Linked DNA regions of Homo sapiens: region 1 is linked to region 2. A link is an interaction called in ENCODE POLR2A ChIA-PET data of the cell type or tissue named here. Cell type or tissue: Caco-2. All regions are shown on one strand. Each heading gives the region's core, and the rest is flanking DNA. Links, peaks and the distances in the headings are about the cores only. Region 1 holds the start of LINC01271 (long intergenic non-protein coding RNA 1271). Region 2 has its middle 3.8 kb from the start of SCREEM1.

Region 1 (2,901 bases), core at 316-2,815, 290 kb before region 2:
GAGTTGGATGGAAAGGATAGATGGAATAATGGAAGGACAGATGGAGAGATGTTTGGATGGCGGATGAATGTGTGGATGAGTAGGTAGGTGGAGGTATGGGTAAAGGAATGAAAAGATGGACTGGTGAGTTCAGGTTAGTGGAAGGCCAGAGGGAGAGGGTGATGTGAACTGAGGCTCCAGGCTTTTTCCTGCGTCTCCTTCCCACCCTGCCCTGTTCTTCACTGAGATGCTGTGTCACCACCCAGTAGAAGGGACTCTGACCGTGTGGCATCAGAACAATCCTGGGTTTGAATTCGCTCCTACCATGTTCTGCCTCTGTGGCCTTGAGCAAGTCCTGCCACCCTGAGCCTTAGTCTCCTCCTCTGTAAAACGGATGTTTGTACTGTCCCCACTTCACAGTGTGGCTGGCAGGGTGAATGGGTTAAGTGCCCACGCCATGGTCCCTGCCCTACCTGTGTGAATTCCTGTTTGGTGGCTGCCCAGAGCAGGGGCTGGCATCACTTGGGGCTGGGCAATGTTGGTAGACTGCCCAGACCCTCTGCTCTGAGCTCCACTCCAATGGAGGGAACAAGCACCAGCCTGTGCTGCGGCAGGGCCCTCCCTCTGGGAGGTTCTTCCCCTGGAGAGAGGGGGCTGGCCTCTGCCTGGGGAGACTTAAAATCCCACTGTGGGGACGGGCACTGGAACAGAGCCCAGGACCTGGCTCCCCTCCCTCCCAGCTCCCTGCGTTCCAGCCTCGGGGGCCTCCACTCGGTTCTCAGAGCTGGGGGTGAGAATGCGACTCAATGTCCAGCTGCCTAGATTCACATCCCTTCCTCCCACTGGCTGGCTGGTAGCCTTGGGCTGGATACTGACCACTCTGTGCCTTGGGAAATGAGAGTTCCTACCTCATAGGACTATTGTGAGGATTGAATGAGTTAAAATGTGAAGTGTTTAGCACAGTGCCTGGCACACAGTGAGCATGGCTAGCTGCTATTATTCTTGTATAACAGTTGTTTTCATTACTGTTGCTGGTATTATTATCATTATTTTACCTCTCCCATATCCTTTTCCCCTTCTGGCCAGAGGGCATTTGATGTTTCCTAGCAGGAGATGGCCCTCAAACTGGGCCTTGAAGGAACAGAAAGGCCCCCAGAGGCAGAAGAAGGCACCCCTCGGGAAGACTCCGCCTGGGGCAGCTCCCACAGCAGAAGGCCAAGAGGTTCTGGCCAGAGGGAGGCGTGGCTCCCAGCGCAGGGGCGGGATAGAGAGAGGTGAGTCAGTGTCTGGCCCAGCCAGGCCCTCACAGCCACAGCTCTGCTTCCCATCAAGGGGCGGAGCAGCTGCGGCTCCCCTCTGGCCAGGGCTGGGGGTCTGAGTCAGCTGGAGTCAGGTAAGCAGAGGAGGATGTGGGGCTTTCCCACCCGCAGCCTGGAAGCCCGTGTGTGCAGGGCAGGGCTGCCTCCCACGGCAGGGGCAGGCAGAGGCCTCTGCGCCAGGTACAGCCTAGGTACCGCCTACCCCCATGGCTGACCCTGGGCCCCAAATCCAGCGGGAGGCCTGGGAGCATCTTCTCCGCCTGAGTCACCGGGCTGGGCCCAGGACCCCAGCCAAGGGCTTTGCCTCTGGGAAGAAAAGAGCTTTGGAGTCCAGCAAAACCTGGGAAGCAGGGGGAAGCTTCCCTAGCAGGTGCTATTTGAGCAGAGGCCTGGAGGAGGTGAGGAAGTGAGCAGCGGGCCGTGTGGGGTAATGGGTGCTCCAGGAAACCAGAACGGCAGATGCGAGGTTCTGAGGTGGAGCCTGGAGTGTCGGAGCAACAACAAGGAGACTGTCGTAGGGATGAGGCCTTGGGGAGGAGGAACAGAGAGCAGAGAGGACCTGGGGCATGTCCCACAGTGGATGAGCCACGGGAAGGACTTTGGCTTTTCCTCTAAGCAAGGTGAGAGCTGTGGGAAGTTTCCAGGCAGAGAAGGGACGAGATCTGACTTAGATTCTCACGGGATCTCTCTGGCTGCATGTGGGGAATGGATTGGAGGTGGAGGATTCAGGACAGAAGCCAGGAAACCAGGGAGGAGGAGACCACAATAGTCCAGGTAAGCCATGCAGGGTCTGGACCAGGGTGGGGACCGTGGAGGTGAGAGAAGAGGTGGAATTCTGGGAGTTCCTCTGCACGTCAGCCAACCCGCCCTTCTTGGGTGCCTACTGTGTGTGAGTTCTGTACAGCAACATGATACAGAGATCACAAAGGCTGAGCCCTTGCCCACAGTGTAGGAGACAGGAGGAAAAGGAATGCAACTGTGATGTGATCAGTGTCAGACTGAAGTGTGAATGAAGGGCAGCTACATCTCCCCAGGTTCTGTCCTAAAACTTTCTATGTAGGAGCTCAACCTAGTGAGATAAGAGCTATCATAAGCCCCCATTTTCCAGATAAGGAAACTGAGGCCCTCTTAGTCAAACAATATGTCTAAGTTAAGAGACTCCTCCCACTAGTAAGTGGCAAGACTGGGATTCACAACCGGGTCTGAAGGGCTGCAGGACTGACCCCGCCTGACCACCTGTGTAATCAGGAAGGGCTTCCCGTAGAGGTGAGGCTTGAGCTGGGTTCCCAGGGATGCATAGGATTCCGTCAGTGAGCAGAGGGCCTTCCAGGCCTGAGCAAGGTATAAGCCAATGTGTGTTCAAGACACACAAGCCCCACGTGGAGTTTCTCCCTCCCCTTGGCATCACAGGGAGGACGAAAGGGAGCTGGAAAGCCTCACCTACAGTGTTAACTGATGGAATTTCACGCCGGGTCCCTGTACCTTGCAGCTACCTCTGGCCCCATCCATGGTCCCAGGCTCACGATGGGTGAGAATCATCCCCTTAGCCACTGTCTCCCACACGTCACTTAAAAGCCATCTTTAAAGCCATTCATACCTTTTC
Region 2 (2,901 bases), core at 241-2,740:
GCTTTCCAACCATCTAGTGTGAGCCCAGGTATCCTGACTTCAAGGCTAGCAGCCACAGAGCTACTTTCAGCCCCCTCCTCCAGGAAGGCTGCCATAATGACCCTGGCCTGCTGGGACCTGCCTCACTCTGAAATTTTTTTTTTTTTTTTTTCTGAGACGGAGTCTCGCTCTGTTGCCCAGGCTGGAGTACAATGGTGCGATCTCGGCTCACTGCAAGCTCTGCCTCTCAGGTTCACGCCATTCTCCTGCCTCAGCCTCCCGATTAGCTGGGACTACAGGCGCTTGCCAGCATGCCTGGCTAATTTTTTGTATTTTTAGTACAGACGGGGTTTCACCGTGTTAGCCAGGATGGTCTCGATCTCCTGGCCTCGTGATCCACCTGCCTCAGCCTCCCAAAGTGCTGGGATTACAGGCGTGAGCCACAATGCCCGGCCCACTCTGAAATTCTTAAGCCAATTCTGACACCCTACCCCTCTATCCACCCGGCTCCACCCATTAAGCCTAAGGAGGCCAGAGTTTCCCGTGGGTGCCCCAGATACTCAAGCACCCCCATTCCCAGGCCTGTGAATGTCTACTGCTCCCCAACCTCCACATCTTCCATGGGAGCTTCTGACAGGCCCTGAAAGGCCTAGAAAAGGTGGCTGAGCTGAGCCCCCACCCTCATTCTCCACCTGATGCTGCCTGCTGCTCTGGGGCTGCTTGCCCGGCCTCCTCCCGGGGCATCAGAGCGAGTGTTTATCTGCTGCCATGGGAAGCCCTGAGTCACTCATCTGGAGCTGGCACCCACCGCAGGATGGAAAGGAAAACAGGCACTGGCAGGGTGTTTTCTCCATTAAGTTCCCTGCGGATAGCAGGAGACGGGCAGAGTAGGGATGAGGAGAGAAATGACTTTTTCAGGCATGACGGTCCTTCCTCTGCTGTCCAGGTCTGGCTCTCCCCTGGAGAGTCTCAGCTCTCTACCATGTGTGTCCTCCCCAGGGTCTGGCCATGAGGAAATTGAACACAGAGAAGCCCAGGCCCTTCCCTAGGGCACACAGCAAGCACCCAGCCTCTGGCCTCAGTGAACAGGCAGAGACTACAAACGGGGGGTGCTCGGACCAACCAGACCCACAGAGGGACAGAGGAGACTTGTTTGACCCCCACAGAGTTAGAAACAACTGGAATTTCTTGCCCACAAAATCAGCCTGGGAGCAGGGGCTCACACCTATAATCCCAGCACTGTGGGAGGCTGAGGCAGGAGGATCGCTTGAGCGCAGGAGTTCAAAACCAGCCAGGGCAACATGGAGAGACTCTGGCTCTAAAAAAAAAAAAAAAAAAAAAAAAAATTTAATAGCCAGGTGTGGGCCGGACACAGTGGCTCACTTCTGTAATCCCAGCACTTTGGGAGGCTGAGGTGGGCAGATCACTTGAGGCCAGGAGTTGGAGATCAGCCTGGCCAACATGGTGAAACCCTGTCTCTACTAAAAATGCAAAAATTAGCTGGGCGTGGTGGCTTGCACCTACTCAGCTACTCAGGAGGCTGAGAGGGGAGGATCCTTTGAGCCCAGGAATTCCAGCCTGCAGTGGACTATGATCTCACTACTGTACTCCAGCCTGGTGACAGAGCAAGACTCAGTCACTTTAAAAAAAAAAATTCTATTACAATTCTGACTTCCCGTTTTCCCACAGCAGCGGGCCGGCTTTCCTACGTGGCAATGAATCACACCCATCACAGTCTCCACCAACCCCTATTGCTTCACCCTTAACTTATTTAAGTACCTGCCTAGCATCTGCAGGCATTGGAATCATCTGACCCTTGCTTAAAGCAAGGAAAAGAAGAAGAAATGGAATTTTAGGCAGAGGTTAGAGTAGGAAGAATCTAGGCTCCCGAAAGCTATCACTGGAGGTTCTGGAATTTGCAAGCCCTGGCTGGGAGGGAACATTCCCACTGACCATTCCAGCCTCTGCTGACCCCAGGGCCTTTCTGTGGCCACGGTCCTGGCTGTAAGTGCATGCACAGTCCTGGGTATCCTTCCAAGTGGATGTGTGGGCCCTGTGTGTGTATTTCTGGGCACAGAAGACTTTCAGGGTACTTGAATCTTGAATCTGCCATTTTCTGGCTGTGCGGTCCCAGGCAAGGACCTTACTCTTTCTGGGCCCAGTTTTGTTTGTTTGTTTGTTTTGAAACAGGATCTCCCTCTGTTGCCCAGACCGGAGTGCAGTGGCATGACCATAGCTCATTACAGCCTCAACCTCCCAGGCTCAAGTGATACTCCCACCTCAGCCTCCCGAATAGCTGAGACTACAGGCACACACCACCATGCCCGGCTAATTTTTTTAAAAAATTTTTTGTAGAAATGGGGTCTTGCTATGTTGCCCAGGCTAGTTTTGAACTCCTGGGCTCAAGTGACCCTCTCGCTTTGGCCTCCCAAAGTGCTGGGATTATAGGCATGAGCCACTGCCCCAGGCCTCTTGTCTGTAATATGAGCCTAGGCTGGCACCAGACAGGAGTAAGAGTAACTTTTACTATTTGATGTAAAGCCAAGCACTTGGCATGGGTTAACAGCTTCAGTCCTCGCTAAGAAATGAGGAGACCAAGGCACAGAAAGTAAAGCGCACAGTACAGGACCCGATCACAAAGGCCAAAAGGCAGCCAGGCCTGGCTCCCAGGGCCATGTGCTGGCTCCCCACACAGAGAATGTCAGCCGTGTGTGCTCTCAGCACTCTCCTGATACTGAGGATGAGAGGCACACATTACATTTGGGGACTTTCTTTTTTTGGGGGAGAGACAGAGTCTTGCTCCGTCACCAAGGCTGGAGTGCAATGGCGTCATCTCGGCTCACTGCAATCTCCACCTCTCGGGTTCAAGCAATTCTCCTGCCTCAGCCTCCGGAGTAGCTGGGATTACAGGCACCTGCCACC

Evidence for each region. Peaks named below come from ENCODE experiments on the same cell type or tissue, not always from the same donor. Only the 100,000 strongest peaks of a DNase experiment are listed, where the experiment ranks them.
Region 1: POLR2A ChIA-PET joins it to region 2 with 25 read pairs; 2 of 35 experiments call an interaction of 5 or more read pairs at or near these places.

What each region holds. Positions count from the first base shown.
Region 1 is chr20:50,319,870-50,322,770 of GRCh38, reverse strand. LINC01271 (long intergenic non-protein coding RNA 1271) reads left to right here and starts at 1,429. Exons shown (of 3, transcript NR_109950.1): 1 at 1,429-1,696. RefSeq lists enhancers at 92-676, 677-1,262, 1,263-1,847. In Caco-2, for the core only: no CTCF peak of the experiment used is centred there; a DNase peak (open chromatin) is centred at 1,260.
Region 2 is chr20:50,032,830-50,035,730 of GRCh38, reverse strand. No RefSeq gene overlaps it. Among named protein-coding and RNA genes, the nearest start is that of SCREEM1, 3.8 kb to the right of the region's middle. In Caco-2, for the core only: no CTCF peak of the experiment used is centred there; DNase peaks (open chromatin) are centred at 1,560 and 1,928.